Regions from separate parts of the Homo sapiens genome. Here region 2 is linked to region 1. Evidence: chromatin loops called from intact Hi-C (ENCODE). Cell type or tissue: PC-3. All regions are shown on one strand. Links, peaks and the distances in the headings refer to the core of each region. The heading gives the core; the rest is flanking DNA. Region 1 overlaps BEND6 (BEN domain containing 6). Region 2 overlaps BEND6 (BEN domain containing 6).

Region 1 (8,343 bases), core at 120-8,119:
TAATGCATTTTTCTCTCTCACTGAAAATCCTAGCTCCTAACAACATCAACATATCTATTTGCTAAATAATATTTCTAAACAGTTTTTTGACACAAGTCCTGGTGTTACAGGTATGAGCCACCATGCCTGGCCTAATATCATATATTAATGAAATAACTGGTTACCATTCACCATTATCTCCATTAACTTTGTAATTTTATACTATCAAAAGTTAAGGTCTAAATATAATTAATGTGCTGAGTCACATATTTTAGATAATTTACTTAATAAATCATCTTAAGTGGAGTTCCCGTCTTACCTGTTACCAATCATTTCTCTCCTTACTCTGATATTTTTTCTTACCACCTTGAAGCAACATTAAAATTTAAAAAAAACAAATGATCAGCTACATTACACATTTTATCAAGTTATTTCCCTATCCCTATGAAGGTCATTTAGAAAAATACATTTATTATATATTTATGAGTGAAAGTGCTATCAATAAACTCGTAATCAAAATGAAAAGGAATGTAAAAGGCCATCTTCTCTCAGTGTATTGGCATATTTGGGTGTGGTTAGCCATAGGGCAAGTCAGAACTAAGAAACCAGTTAAGGATGGAGAATGCAAGTGTTGATCAAAGAAGAAAGCTCAAGGAAATGGGATGAATCTCTTTAAGCCAGCTGAGGCCCAGGAAGCTATATTAAAGCAAGGATGGATAGATGGGTAGAGTGAGATCAAAGTATGCAACCTAACGTCGAGGTTCAGAAGTGTCAAAGACTGAGAAGAGGCCAGGTGAGGAGGCTCACACCTGTAATCCCAATACTTGGGAGACAGAGGTGGGAGGATTGCTTGAAGCCAAGAATTACCAGCCTGAGTAACATAATGAGACTTCGTCTACTAAAAATAAAATAAATTAGCCAGGTATGGTGGTGCCTGCTTGTAGTCTCAGCTACTTGGGAGGTTATGCCAGGAGGATTGCTTGAGCCTGGGAGATGGAGGCTATAGTAAGCTATGATCAGGCCACTGCACTCCAGCGTGGGCAACAGGGCAAGCCCCCATCTCAAAAAAAAAAAGACAAAAAGACAGAGGAACAGGGGACTTAGCAGGGATGGCATTTGGGGACAGTGTTGTCAGTCTTTGATTTTATGGTAGAGAAGTTGTTAGAACAGTCAGCAGGACACAGAACCTTGGGCAAATGTACATCCTGTTCACAGAAAGAGGGAAAGACTAAACTTGTCCTTCTATGAAAAGATAGAAAGCTTAGTGAGATACTCTTTTTTATTGGTAGAGGTACAGTTTTGCTATGTAGTTATTTCAAGATAGTCTTCCAGTCTGAAACCCTTACAAAGCAGGTCACATAAGTACTTACAATCATAGGCTTTAAAGCCAAACTGTCTGATTCATAATCCTAGCTCCAATACTTACTACCCATGTAATCTTTCTGTGCTTCTGTCTCTCCATCTGTGAAATGGGAATAATAAAATACCCCATTATGAGTTGATATGTCAGGTATATAATAATATAAATTAATTAATATTAATTATAATATTAATTGTAATAATATAATTACTACTATCTTATTTTATAACAATAATTATTTATATTATTAATTAACAATATAATTATATCAATATTATTACAAAAATATTTTATTTTATAACGAAGTATATTATTAATATTGTAATTATAACATTAATTTAATAGTAGTATTTTATTATACCACTACTAGTATTGTATTAGTTATATTATATTAATTTATTAATAGTAATAAATTATATTAATTTATTAATAGTAATATTTTATTATTAATTGAAGCAAACTGAACCAGATTACCCCCATACAAGTTTAGGTCAAACATGTGAGAGTAGGAGGGGAGTTTATAGCATTGAGGACAGGGGAGGGCTTCAATAAACATAGCTAATTAACCTTGATGCCTATGAGTCTATATTAGACAAACCTCAATCTTTTGTAAAAATATAAAGAAAAAATTATTATAGCTTTCTCTTTTATAAAGGACAGCCAGGTGGTCTCCCATGGAGCCGTTTTACCAAAGTAGGAGTCAGCTTGGCCCCGCTAAGCTTCTTCAGTTTTCTGGAGATGCTGGGTCAAATTTACCCAAGCGATAATGATGGAGACATGGCAATGAAATGGTAAGGGTGAAACTATAATTTTTTAATACAAAGAGTCTTGTGAAATTGCTGGATTAGTAGGTGTGGCCTAGGTAAATTCCTCACAGGCTAAAGGAGAGGACTGCATCTCTTGTGTACAAGGAAACATCTGACGTTCTGCTGGAGTGTCGGGTTGGCCTTCATTAATCTGGGTAGGGGTAGCCTAAGGAGAGTCAGAAGAGAGGAAGAGTAGCTGCTCAGCAAGCTCCAACTGAGAGGATTTCCTTTAGGGGAAGAGCTGCAGTGCAAATGAAGCAGGGAGGCAGTGCAAATGGAAAACATGCAACAGGAATGGTTTGTGTGGTTTGTGAAGTGCTGAAGAATTTTGATGCCGCTTGTTAGGTGTGTGGTCTTTAGGCAATTCCTTACATCTCTAAGCCCTGGAATTCCCATCCATAAAATAGGAATAAGAGTAGTACCTACTCAGGGCTGCTGTGAGGATTGAATGAGTAAATGCACGTAAAGCATTTAGCAGAGAGTAGATACTCAATAAGTGCTAGCTGTTGCTACAGATAACTAGGTGGTCCACATCAAGGTAGCCATTCAGTAATGAGGATGACCAGTGCATGTTATTCCATGCCTTCTGGGGAAGTGGCACAGGTGAATAATGATCATACCAATCAACTCCCAGGGTGCTGTTGGTGCCCCTTAATCTAGGCACTAAGACCTAGACTTTTAACAGCTCACCAGATGGCAAACCACCAGGAAGTCTGATACATTAACTACAATCCTGCAATATCTTCTCTAAGTAGATTCCTGCCTCATTACAAATGACCACAGACTGAAAGTGTGCAAAGAACAGTGCCCACTAGGCCCAGAGGGGGGTCTGAGGCACCCAGGAAATCATATTGATCCAAGGTCTGTTTCTGTGTGGAATGCATGAATGTTATGTCACCAAACCCTAGAGGATCAGAACAGAACTTGGAGCAAAAAGAACTAGCCACACTGAGAGATCGGGATACGTCAGGAAACTGGACTTGCCCACTGGAGTGAAACAGTCACATAATGAAATAACCAGCTTCATACTGTAACAATATGTGATCATGATGATGTGACATTGAGACCTAGTATCCTGGAAATATGGTGGTGGAGAGGGAGTTGAGGTCCACAAATATGGCAAGAGTGGTGTCTTGGTCTGTTTTGTGCTGTTAAAACAGAATACCACAGGCTTAGTAATTCATAATGAACAGAAATTTACTGGCTTGCAGTAATATCAAGGTGCTGGCATCTGGTGAGTGTCTTGCTGTCTTGCTGTGTCATCACATGGTGGAAGATGAAGATGAGAGAGAGAAAGAGAGAGAGGAGGCTGAACTAGCTCTTTTATAACAAATCCACTCCTAAAGTAACAGCATTAATCCATTCATGAGGGCAGAGCCCTCATGGTCTAATCACCTCTCAAAGGTCCCACCTGCCAATACTGTCACAACAATAATCTAATTTCTACATGAGTTTTTGCAGAAGTAAAAATTTAAACCATAGCATTCCACTCCTGGTGGGACGCTAGAAACAACGAGTAGGTGAAGCTGAACAGCTGGATGGGCAGTCTTCCCACCAGAGTGCAGAATCACCCTGGTGGGATTGAGGGCACCAATTACCAGGTCTGCAGACTCCACAGTAGACTGTTGAATGTGGGCTTGGGGAAGGATTTAGGAAGAGTGGTGGCTTTATTTACCAGAATGTCTGTGAGTTGTTTCTGGGAACCTAATACTAATTCCTTTTGTCCCTCTTTTAGGCCTTAAGACTATAGCAATTTTTGCAGACTGTGAACCCAAGACTACCTTTTAGGACTAGTCCTATTGGCTTGGAATGGGCTTATCCATTCAAACATCTAGCTATAAATTGGGTAGTTAATTGGCATGAAGGCAGCTTAGGAATCAATTTATCCCTTCTTTCCATAACAGAAGTCTATGGAAGTGGTCCTAGATTGTTAACACAGTCTTTTCTCCTCTTAGGGTTACAACTGACATCCCAGTGGGAGTTACCTTAGGTGACTCATTTGTCTCCCTCCCAATATGTTTAAAGATGCTAGAGGACAAATTAACTCCCAGCACATCATCTCCATTTAGTCTTTGGGTGGCAGCACTCACCTGCACTTGGGAGACTTATCTAAACTTTTATAGTTTAGAACAGAAAGTTTCCTTTGCTAACCATGGACGGATAGTCCCCAAGACACTTCTTACAGTCTCAGGGGTACCCAGGTGCTGCCATTGTTGATGGATCAAATGACTTATACGAGTTCAGAAGCCTCAGTACCTATGTGGATTTGCATGATTCTGATGATTCTCATTGTGGGAGTTGGGGGAGAGCTCATTAAGAATCTAATGAAAGGTATGGATCATGTCCTCAAAATGAGACACAAGTTTTTACATGTAATTTCAGGTCTCTAGAAACCTACTCATGAATTCCAGTTTGAACTTCTACAGTAGAGATAGGACTGGCAAGAACAGGCTTTAGGTTAATGGCTTTCTTCTTTGAAATATAAACTCTACTATATTCCAATTTGTGTGTTTGCTGTTTGTTGCCCTGTTTTACTCCATAAAGTATTTGTGGCTACAAAAACATTTTAAAGATGTACTTTTCTTTCTCTTCCTAGATTCATGGGATGTCCTTACATTGAGGTATCAATAATCTCTGGAACTATATATTATTAATACATCTTTTACTAATCATCAGTTGCTCATCACAATTTTCTGCTCTCCTTGGTACATTTAGTACTTCTGCTCTCCTAGTGACAATATTTTTTCAGGCTATGAGTGCATTGATGCATTAGCATACAACTCTATTAGCACAAAATATTTAATGCAAAAGTCCTAAATGACAAAGAATTATTGTAAGAAATAGGGGAACTCTAGCTATTCAATGTTGCTGTAGTTTTATTATCATCACAACCTAGAACTTAATTTGTAGATAATAACCAAAATTTTATTCATCTTGTAACATTTGCTATGCAATAATAAAGCTCCTACCTTACTTTTTTATCTTTTTACTTAAGAAGTGTAGAAGTTTCAGATGTAGAATGTTTATAACTTATATGGCAAATTTCATCTTGGATCTAGAAGGCAATATCTTCAGCTTTCAAACTTGCTTTGTAAATTGCCCATTCTTAGAAATGGTGGAAATATTTTATACCATCGGAATAATAATGAACGATATTGCTCAGCGATTTATAACTCTAAGAGCTTTATAATTTGATTTATGAACAGTTCTCAAATTTTCCATTGGCAGTTCATACAACTATGAGTAAATTTTCTGGCCAAATGACTCAGTATTTTGTGGCATGACTAATCCCACACTCAATGTGGAAACTATATAAATAAATTCTATTTGCTTGTGGATAATAAATGATTACTTTCCAAAAACTGTCTGCAAAGCATTATATAGTAGACGAATTCAATTATATTGATGTTTTTAAGCTCCCAAACTCAGCTGACTTTTTTGAAAAGTCTGTAATGCTCACACACCCAAAAAGAACTCCCCTCACATACTCCTGGAATTATCATGGCTTCGGCAGTGTGGTAACCCATAGAACAACAAAACCTAATTAGGCTCTACAATAGCTAAAATGTTAAAACAACAATCTGAAATAATTCCATTTGCAATATTTTCTCAGTAGTTTTAAGTTATTTTAAAAGTTTTTATTACGGTAAAATAAAGCCCTTTACCAGGGAATATTTGCTGAAAATAATATTTGATATTACTGCAAGTTACAATTATTTTCCTTTCAAAAACTCAAATATTAAAAAGAAAATAGTAATCTATCCACATGATGGTTTCCCTGGTTCTGGTGGCTGGAAATCACCTCCAAATTTATTTTAGATGAAGTAGGTTCTTCCAGATGATATAGCTCCTTTACCTTTTAATACAAGCACATGTAAAACACTTCACCTAGAAGCAAGGAAGTTACCAGGCCAAAATCAATATGCTTTATTTCTAATAATTTATTGCTAGAGCCATTCTTACCTAAGCTTCTTGTTTTCAAGGGGTAATATTTCAATGTAATGTCCTTGTGTGATTACCAACTGGGTAATTTACTCACTTCCAGATAAATTGGTAATAATCACAGACAACCTAGGCTACATTCCAAGACATTCCTTATCTTTCCCTAAAAGTCATTTTTCAAGTCTGAGTACTAGTAGCCAGATTAGATGGGGAAGAAACCATGGGCATGGAGCCATCCTAACTAGTCAGGCTCAATTTTCACTCTGCAGAGTCTAAAGCAACCTGAGACCAGAAAGAGCTAGTCTGTTGGGGGGACTCAAAATTGCTAAATCACAAATCCCCAGGAGAATGTCCTCTTCTCCCTTCTCTTTAATTATTTCTCTCCCTCTTCTGGCTCCATCTCCCAAATTCCCTAGAAACTTGTTCAAATATCCCTAGCCTGACAAAATAATCACCATTGGCCTTTATTCAGGATTTAATTGCTTTTCTACTCATCCCCTTTAGAGTTAAATTTCTGCAAAGATTGTAGACAACAACCCTCTCCTCTTTCTCATCTTCATTCCCCCCTCAACTCATTAATGTCTGGTTTTAGCCTCTCCTGCCATGATGAATCAGTTCTCTGAAAGGTTTCCGGAGGTCTCCTAGTCACCAGTCCTCAGTCCTTGCCCTCCTTAGACTCCCATTTGTGCATCTGTTCCAGAAAGCCACTAAATTGGAACACTCCCTACTTGGCTTCGACCACTTTGCTATCCTCCAGGCCAGAAATGGAAGCCGTCTCCAAAGTTCTGATTCTGGGATGCTCTTTAGCATCTATTCCTTAGTCATTTCCTCTATTTCCATTACTCCAACTACAATGTTGATGACTCCCTATCTGTTTTTGGTTCTGACCTCTCCACATTTCCATGGGCTTGCTGGATATTTTCACAATGATGTCCTTCTGAGGCTTCCATCTCAGTGGGTCTAAAATGCAGTTTGTTATCTTCTCCTTCCAAATTATTCCTCTACCCTAGCTCAAAACCTGAGTTATCTTCAGTTCCTCCCTTTTTCTCAACTGGTTGTTACACAGCTTAGGGTGGAAACTTTTCTTCTTTCTGATGTTTCTTCTTGATCCATACATTAGGAACTTGTGCCACAACTTTCTGCCTCTAAGAAAGTACTGAGGAAGATGTTTCTGCCGCCTTTTTAAAGCACCTTACTCACTGCTATCTTTTGGGAATGAAAAGACTTAGTGATGGAAAAACTCAGGAGGGCCTACTACCCATTAGTGGGCAGGAGTGATGTATAAAATTCCCTTCTCACACATGGGCCTGTCTCTTGCTCACACATGCTGAACGCCTTATGGATTATAAAGTGTCAGGCTTCCCTTTGCCTTTGGTGTTTATGCCGGAATTTGAACAGGTTGGGTTCCTTCCTGCCCTAATGCTGGGGAGGCCTGTCATTTTTCAGCTGTGGACTGGGTGAGCATGCCAAGTAAGAAAAAAGGAATAAGATGCCCCATTTTGGCTTTGAGGCTAAGCTGTGTTCTTCAATCTGACTTTATCTTGAATAGAGTTAACACAATATTTTAATTTCCTTATGGTTCCTTGTGTCTATTCCCAATTTGGTTGAGAATCTAAAGGGAAGAAGGGCTATATAATGGACCATCTTCTACATACGTGGTATCAAACTCTCTTAGCTATCTTTCCCAACTATTTTGTCTTCTTTTGGGTGACAATGATAACTTACTCTCATAAAAAAAGTCAACAAATTATACATACTTTTCCATTATGAATTTTCATTTTTTTGTATGAAAGATTTGGGCCATGGCTCTCCCCCTCCATCCCTATCCTCAAACTTAACAATTTTTTTTGTGTGTGACTTTTATACAATGTCAATTATTCTTTTTTTAAAGCAAAAACCTACCAGGAAGGCAAGGTATAATTTCTACTAAATTAACTTCCAAAAAGCACTGCTTGGCTGATTTAGTATTTATTGAATTCCGCAATGCATTAGGCACCACATAAACACACAGACAGAAGCAATTAATACTATGTATGCTGTTATTTGGAAAAAATGATAAATTAGCAACAAACAAATCAGAAAATAACAATGGAACTAAATACTAAATTCTTTCAAGGATTTGGTTTGTTTATTATTAGTATCTTTAAGACAACTGATGGAAAGAACAGAAATGAATGCATCTAAAAAGAAATATCTATAATCCTATTGCATGGCAGTTAAGCATTTGCCTGCCAAGAGAGATAAATGATGTTCTTG
Region 2 (8,343 bases), core at 251-8,250, 59 kb before region 1:
AATTTATCAGAGATATTTAACAAAGAGATAGGAATAATTTAAAAAATCAAACAGAAATCTTGGAATTGAGAAATACATTTGCTGAACTGAAAAATTCATTAGAGGCTCTCAACAGCAGAATGGATTAAGTGGAGAAAATAACCTGTGAAATCAAAGACAGGCTTTTTGAAAATATACAGTCAGAGGAGCAAAAAGAAACAAGAATGAGAGGAATGAAGGTCACCTCCAAGATACAGACAATTAACTCAAAAGACCAAATCGAAGACTTATTATTATTCAAGAGGGAATCACACAAGAGCAAGGAGTGGAAAGTGCTTTTTAAAAAATAGTAACAGAAAACTTCCCAAAACTTGAGGAAGAGCTAAATATCCAGGTACAGGAAGGTCAGAGAACACCAAACACATTCAACTCAAATAAGACTACCCAAAAGCATGTAACAAATTCTCAAACATCAGGGACAAAGCAGGATTCTAAGAGGAGCCAGAGAGAAGAAGCAACTAACATATAAAGGAATTCAAATTCACCTGGCAATAGACTTCTCAACAGAAACCACGCAGGCCAGAAAGGAGTGAAACAACATTTTCAAAGGGCTCAAAGGAAAAAAAAAAACTGTCATCCAAAAATACTGTATCCAGCAGAGTTATCTTTCAAATGCGAAGGATATGTAAAATCTTTCCCAGAGAAACAAAAGCTGAGAGAATTCATCACCAACAGTCTCATAAGAAATCTAAAGAGAGCTCTTTAGTCTGAAAGACAAAAATGCTAATGTGCAAGAACAAAACATCTGAAGGTATAAAACCCACTGGTAAAATTAAGTATACAAACAAACCTAAAATTATCTAAAACTGTAATTGTCATTTACAATCCACTCATAACACCACTACAAAGCTCAAAAGACAAATGTATCAAAACAATAACATCTACAGCAACCTATTAAGAGATAGGCAATATAAAAACATGTCAATGAGACAACATAAAGTCAAAATGTGGGGTGAATGCAATTAAACCGTAGACCTAAGAAACCCCTTTATAAAGTTTTTTTAAAACTTCTTTGTAATAAAAATCGTCATCTTTTAAAAACAACTTCTTATGTGTATATTTTTATAAGCTTCATAGTAACCACAATGCAAAAACCTTTAATAGATTCACTAAAAATAAAAAGCAACAAATTACAACATATTACCAGAGAAAATCATTTAACCACAAAGGAAGACAGTACAAAAGGAAGAAAGGAAGAGAGGAGTTAGAAAATATACAAGCTACAAAATAGCAGTAGTAAGTCCTGATCAATAATAACACTGAGCCTAGGCAACATAGTGAGATCCTAGCTTACTAGCTAGGTGTGGTGGCATGTGCCTATAGTCCTAGCTACTCAGAAGGCTGTGGTAGGAAGATCGCTGGAGCCCAAGAAGTTGAGGCTGCAGTGAGTCATGATCACACCACTGCCTGGACAAGAGTAAGACCTTGCCTCAAAGAAAAATAGTAACATTGAATGTAAATGGACTCAGTTTTCCAATTAAAAGGTATAGGATGGCTGAATGCAAAGAAACAAGACCCAACTACCATGTTGCCTATGAGAAAGCCACTTCACCTATAAAGACACACATCGATTGAAAGTGAAGGTGTAGAAATAGATACGTGATGCAACTGGGAACCAAAAAAGAGCAGAAGTAGTTATATCAGGTAAAACAGGTACAAGTCAAAGACTGTAAAAAGAGACACAGGAGGTCACTTATAATAATAAGGAAGTCATTTCAGCAAGAGGCTATAATAGTTTAAAATGTCTATGCACACAACACAAGAGCTCCCAAGTATATAAAGCAAACATTAATAGATCTAAAGGGAGAGACAGATTGCAATATAATAATACTGAGGAACTTCAACACCTCACTCTCAATAATGGACAGATCCTCCAGACAGAAAATTGACAAGGAAACACTGGAGTTAAAGTACACCATAGATCACATAGGCCAAACTGATATTCACAGAATATTTCACCCAACTGTTATAAAATACACATTGTTTTCATTAACACATGGCACGTTCTCCAGAATAGGCTATATCTAGGCCACAAAACAAGTCTCAATAAATTCAAAACAGTAGAAATCATATCAAGTATTTTTTATGACCACCATGGAATGACACTAGAAACTGATAACCTGAGGGTCTCAGAAAATGCACAAACACATGGAAATTAAATAACAAGCTCGTGAATGACCAATGAAGTAATTAAGAAAAAAAGTATAAAATTTCTTGAAACAAATGTAAATGGAGATACAACATTCCCAAATCTATACTATACAGCAGAAGCAGTACTGAGATGGAAGTTTGTAGCAATAAACACCTATATCAAAAAAGTAGAAAGACTTCAAATAAACAACCTAATGGTGTACCTCAAAGAACTAGAAAAGCAGGAACAAACGGAGCCTAAACCTAGTAGAAGGAAAGAGATAATAAAGATCAGAGCCAAAAAACAAAAAACAAACAAACAAAAAAGGAGATTTAAAAAACCAGATCAATGAAAGAAAAAACTGGTGTTTTTAGAAGACAAAGAAAATCAGCAAACCATTAGCCAGACTAAGAAATAACAAAGAGAAGGCCAAATAAATAAAATGAGACATGGAAAAGGATACATAATAACCGAGACCACACAAATACAAAGACTCATTAGAGAGTATTATGAAAAACTCTTTGCCAACAAATTGGAAAACCTAGAAGAAATGGTTAAATTCCTGGACACATACAACCTAGCAAGATTGAACCATGAAGAAATAGAAAACTTCAACAAATCAATAGGGAGTAACAAGATCAAAATTATAATAAAAAGTCTTCCATCAAAGAAAAGCCCAGTACCTGATGGCTTTACCCCTGAATCTACAAACATTTGAAGAGACAGTAATACCAGTTCTGCTCTAATTCTTCAAAAAAAAAAAAAAAAAAGAAAAAGAAAAAAAGAAAAATTGAAGAGGAGGGAATACTTCCAAACTCATTCTACAAAGTAGTATTTCCATGACACCAAAACCAGAGAAGGGCACAACAAAAAAACAAAACTACAGGCCAGCATCACTGATGAGCCAGATACAAAAATCTTCAACAAAATACTAGCAAACCAAATTCAACAACGATGTTTAGCAGCATCCCTGGCCTCTGACCACCGGATGCCAGAAGTACCACCAGTTTTGACAATCAAAAATATCTCCAGGCATTCCTAAATACCCTGCGTTGGAGGAAGGTGGCTAAATCACACCTCCCTCTCCGCCGCCCCCCACCATTTTAGCACCACTGTATTAGATCACCTATAAGTTATAATATATGTTATGTAACATTACGCCAGAGATTATATACCCTGAGGCCGCTTTGGAAATTTCAGGAGAAGGCAGTTTGGTCACTTAGTTGGATGTTATAGAGGTGATAGCCTAATATTCTGTAAATCTTATAAATACATTTTTCTTCAATGCCTGCAAGAAAGAAGTAAAAAATGGAGACAGGCTGGAAAAAAATCAAGCTCTTGCATGTGAGAGCTACAGGCAACTTTAGGGCAGCCACAGGAATAAGAAAGAATATATTAAAAAAAGGGAGGAATTTAGGCCTTACCCTCACAGACCTGAGCCATAGCTGGGAAATTGTTACCCTTTTAAATCTAAGCCACCAGTGACAACCTGAGCTCAGGACTGAGTGGAGGGCACGGTCTACCACAGGGACCATGCTAGAAAAGTAAGTTTTTCAAAGAATATTTTTGGTGGCAGGGCAGGGCCATAGGCTCCTGTGAGTTAAATGACTGAGAACAGAAAAATATAACAGTATTCCACTAGATGGTGCTATATCTGATTAATTTATCAAGCATGTCCAAATTAGGTCTTACCTGACCCTGTCTTTTCCAGCATATTTTCCTCAGTCCTTTTTGCAATAATTTGAATTCAACCATACTTAAAATGAAAGATATTTGCAAATTTAAAAAATTCCATTCTAGCTAATCTCCATTACTGATTCAAAATACATGCATTTCCAGTCTAAACAACTTGGCACTATTAAGTCAGGCTCAGGTTCAAAAGGCACAAAGTTCATAGCAAAATGTCTGTTCCTTGTTTCAATTTTAATTAATGCCATAGCTAGCAGATTTAATAACACTTCTATTGTTAAGTACAAGCAAAACTGATATAAAAATCTCTTAACTTTCACTTCTTTAACATTCTGCTGGCTGATATAGTCAGAGATGAGTTTTGTGCCTATCCTTGGAAGTCAGAAATATTAAAAAAAAAAAAAAAAAAAAACAAGAGTTTAGGATATCAAAATGCTTTACAGACCTCTGAAATATAACAGTGTGCCCCAAAAGATAGCCACTTGACTTGGAGGTCTGGTAACATACCATTTAGAAAAGGAAATTGCCGGTCACGGTGGCTCACGCCTGTAATCCCAGCACTTTGGGAGGCCGAGGTGGGCAGATCACTTGAAGTCAGGAGTTCGAGACCAGCCTGGCCAACATGGTGAAACCCCCGTCTCTACTAAAAATACACAAATTAGCTGTGTGTGGTGGCGCGGGCCTGTAGTCCCAGCTGCTCGGGAGGCTGAGGCGGGAGGATTGCTTGAACCCAGGAGGTGGAGGTTGTAGTGAGCAGAGATCGCGCCACTGAACTACAGCCTGGGCTACAAAGCAAGACTCCGTTTCAAAAATGAAAAATAAAAAAGAAAAGACAAGGAACTTAGTTACTGGGTGGAGTGCTTTCTGACATTTGAGGAGTTCAAGGTGGAAGGATTGCTTGAGCTCATGAGTTCAAAACCAGCCTGGGCAACAAAGTGAGAACACTGTTTCAAAAAAAAAAAAAAAAATAGAGAACTTGGTCATTATACATCAAGGTAACTGGGTGGGTAACCTCATGTCAAAATAGGAAGTACTAAGGGCATATTTAAGCAATTATCTAATAATTGAAAAGTTGTGAGGTCACAATCTACTGAAATTTATAATCACTTGGAGAAAAAAGATACAGGTAACCTTATCTTTTATAACTTCTTTTTTTGGAAACAAGGTCTCACTCTGTCCCCCAGGCTGGAGTGCACTGGCAACATCACAGCTCACTGTAGCCTCCACCTCGCTATCCTCCCACCTCAGGCTCCTGGGTTACTGGGACTACAGGTGTGCACTACCACGCTGGGCTAATTTTTTTTCTTCCGTATTTTATAAAGATGGGGTCTTGCCATGTTGGCCAGGCTGGTCTCGAACTCCTGGGCTCAAGTATCTGTCTGTCTCAGCCTCCCAAACCATTGGGACTACAGGCGTGAGCCACCATGCCCAGCCATGTTCTCTAACTTTTAAAGTCAGTCTAACAGTATGTGTGAGCCAAGGGAAAGAATTTCACTGCAGTTGTTACAAGTAATAGTTTTTTGATTTGTTTATGTTTTTGTTTCAGGAAGACAGACATTGTTGACTCTCGGCAGAGCTGGTCTTAGTTGTGTAGCAAAATAGATAAGGGACTCTTGGGGGAGGATGGGAGTGGTAGTCAGTAACATGTAGGGCGTTTGGGGCAGGGGATTACTGCATTACATTCAGCTCCACATCTCATTTAAAACATGGTCAGAAGAAATGAAGTCAAGTAAAATGGTCTCGAAAGTGGCTGGTATTAGGCAGAAGACAGGCAAAGTACAAGTCAAAGATAGAAGTGGAAGGAAAATGGAAAGAAAAAAGGAATATCTGTGGTGGGCCTTACCCTCATGTGTTACCCACATGCCTCTATTAATCAATGAAAATTTTAACACGTCATACACATGGTTTCACGTATTTTCCATCAAAATAGTTGAGAGAGAGGAGGGGTAAGTAAAAGTGAGCTAGCCAGGATAGTGGGTGGCAAAATTCCACTTCACAGTTTTGCCTGGGTCAAGGCTTGACTAGAAAGTCTATTTACTTTAGAACTCTCACTAAAAAATTATTCTTTTTCTTAGTATAGGACATGCATCTTGGTAAAAATCCTTATTAAACAATAACAACTAATTTAAAAATTTAAAGACCATGCGAAGCAACATGTAGGATGGTGGAGAAGAACGCTGCACACTTCAGCCAATAGTTTGCACAACTGTCAGACCACTGTTAGAGCTAGCTGTAAGTTCAGTCTCATCGATGTACTTCAGATTTCCCAAGGGTCTAAATCTCCTCTGTCCTAGAGAGAAATACTTCTTAAATTGTCATGTGTCCTTCCTTTGGCTCCTTTCTATCCCCACCAAGTTAACAGGATTCTGTGAAAAAATTTCCTCAGTAAAACACATTTGGAAAACACTACATACTATATCCCTTTCTTAGAGATTTCTGGTGCACATGAGCATGTTAAAAGGGCATCAAAATATCTGAGAGGTTCTGAGGAAGAAAAACTGAACCCAGCATTTTCCAATTCAAACCCCACTCCCAGTTCTCCCCTTTTGCCACCAGGAATACCTATTAGCTTTTCATGGGTCACTAGTATTTTCTAGTAGAGTGATTGGAAAATGCTATTCCAATAAAATAAAAGTATTATGACATTTTCTTGCCACATTGAAAGGACTGAAGATTTAAAAGACTTACCAAAAGGATCTATTTAATATCCTGAGAGTTAAGATTTTTGCTTAAATTTGGCTTCTTGGTACAGTTGTTTAGCTTTTGCCCTATCATTCTCCTAATTGAAACATCATCCGTATTGGGAAATAATTGTTTTGTTACTCCTGTAAAAAACCAATAGCGACACATGAGAAACTTCATGAGTGCTTTGCATCTTAGGGTATGAACTGAGGTAAAACATCAAGTATTCTACATTATAATTTTTTTTCCATTTTACAAAAGTAGCCCAAACACCCATGAGCTATTTAAACAGATGAATATATAGGCAGGTTTTTCTAAGTAAAGCAAGAGATATCAGAAGGTCTATATTATCAACTGAGATCCTATGGTAGTGATTAACTTTAATCCTCCTACTTGCTTTAAACTCTAAGTCCTCTTGCTCTAAAATGTTAGGAATGTATTTTTATCCATTTCCAACATTAATTGAAACAACTAAACTCTGACTGATCTTTTTCTGTATCTGTCTGCCTCAGCCTCCCAAACCATTGGGATTACAGGCATGAGCCACCACGCCCAGCCATGTTCTCTAACTTTTAAAGTCAGTCTAACAGCATGTGTGAGCCAAGGGAAAGAATTTCATTGCAGTTGTTAGAAGTAGCAGTTTTTTGTTTCAGGAAGACAGACATTGTTGTATGTTAAGAAATGACATATATAGAGCTAGGATTCAGAGAATCCTTACATTTGTCAGATGTTGCCAAAAAATTAATTGGATAATCTAGATTATATTTAAGGAGATTCATTAATTTAAAAACCATAAATAGGATGGTCAAATTAGCCTTTATCTTTCTGGAATGAAAGATAAGACATATAACAAAAGCAAGGAAGAAATTGTTATTGAAATTTTACTTTAAAAGATTGTGAAAATTTACATTTCCAAAGCTATAAATTGTATGAATTGAAACCTTTTGGTGATATAAAACTTAGTTTCATTTTAATAACCATTGTTAATGTAAAGTTTTTCTATAAAATTTCCCATATTTAATGAGAGCTTTAGACTATCCTAAGATTTTTCTTTCCCAGAAAAATAAACTTTAAAAAATAAAAGGACCATGAAAGACTATCTTGACCTTGAGTGGTAACATGATTTAAAATTCATACGACAATATAACGCAATCATATTATCACCTATGATTTCTTGGACTTCATTCTGATTCATAGCTGGTTTTACAGCTTTGTCCCTTGAAGTAGAGGATTTTGCCCCTGTCAGGCTGTGAGTGGCCATGTATTCATTTGTGTAAAGTACTTGCATTAAATCATTAATAAACTTCTGAGGCTTGCTCTTGTTACAACGGGCAATCTGCCATTTTTCAATCTGGAACTAAAAAGATAAGAAAGAGTTGAAGTTGGAAAAAGAAAGTGCTGTATGGAGAAATATGTTACTAATTGAGTTAAGGCATAAAAGAAAACAATGTCAACATTTTTTAAGGTAAGATATTATATATATATTTTAATATATATTTTACATTTTAATTTAATATATATTTTACATGTCAGGGATTAGATTTAAATGTTATCTTTGTGATACTCTTCAATATTTATGAGGTATTTGTTATAGGGTGTATACAAATTCTTGTCATGTAAACTGGATTTGGTCCTTTCAGGCTTAGTCCCATACTCAGTGCTTCATCGTAAATGTAGTAGGCAGAATAATGGCCCTCTGAAAGGTCACATCCTAATCCCTGAAACCTATAACACGTTGCCTCACAGGGCAAAAACAATTCTGTAGATGTGATTAAAGTTAAGTACCTTGAGATGGGAGATTA

The links. Peaks named below come from ENCODE experiments on the same cell type or tissue, not always from the same donor. Only the 100,000 strongest peaks of a DNase experiment are listed, where the experiment ranks them.
Region 2: it touches region 1 in a loop (4-fold over the local background); 28 of 110 quality-filtered maps call a loop at or near these places.

Annotation. Positions count from the first base shown.
Region 1 is chr6:56,957,219-56,965,561 of GRCh38, reverse strand. All of the region lies in intron 1 of BEND6 (BEN domain containing 6), which reads right to left. Among named protein-coding and RNA genes, the nearest start is that of BEND6, 6.3 kb to the right of the region's middle. In PC-3, for the core only: a CTCF peak has its summit at 4,228; a DNase peak (open chromatin) is centred at 5,421; H3K4me3 peaks cover 1,251 bases; H3K27ac peaks cover 1,657 bases.
Region 2 is chr6:57,016,762-57,025,104 of GRCh38, reverse strand. BEND6 (BEN domain containing 6) reads right to left here. Exons shown (of 7, transcript NM_152731.3): 5 at 7,706-7,898; 6 at 6,548-6,684. The coding sequence ends at 6,557. Among named protein-coding and RNA genes, the nearest start is that of KIAA1586, 26 kb to the left of the region's middle. In PC-3, for the core only: CTCF peaks have their summits at 3,610 and 3,818 (motif pointing right); no DNase peak of the experiment used is centred there.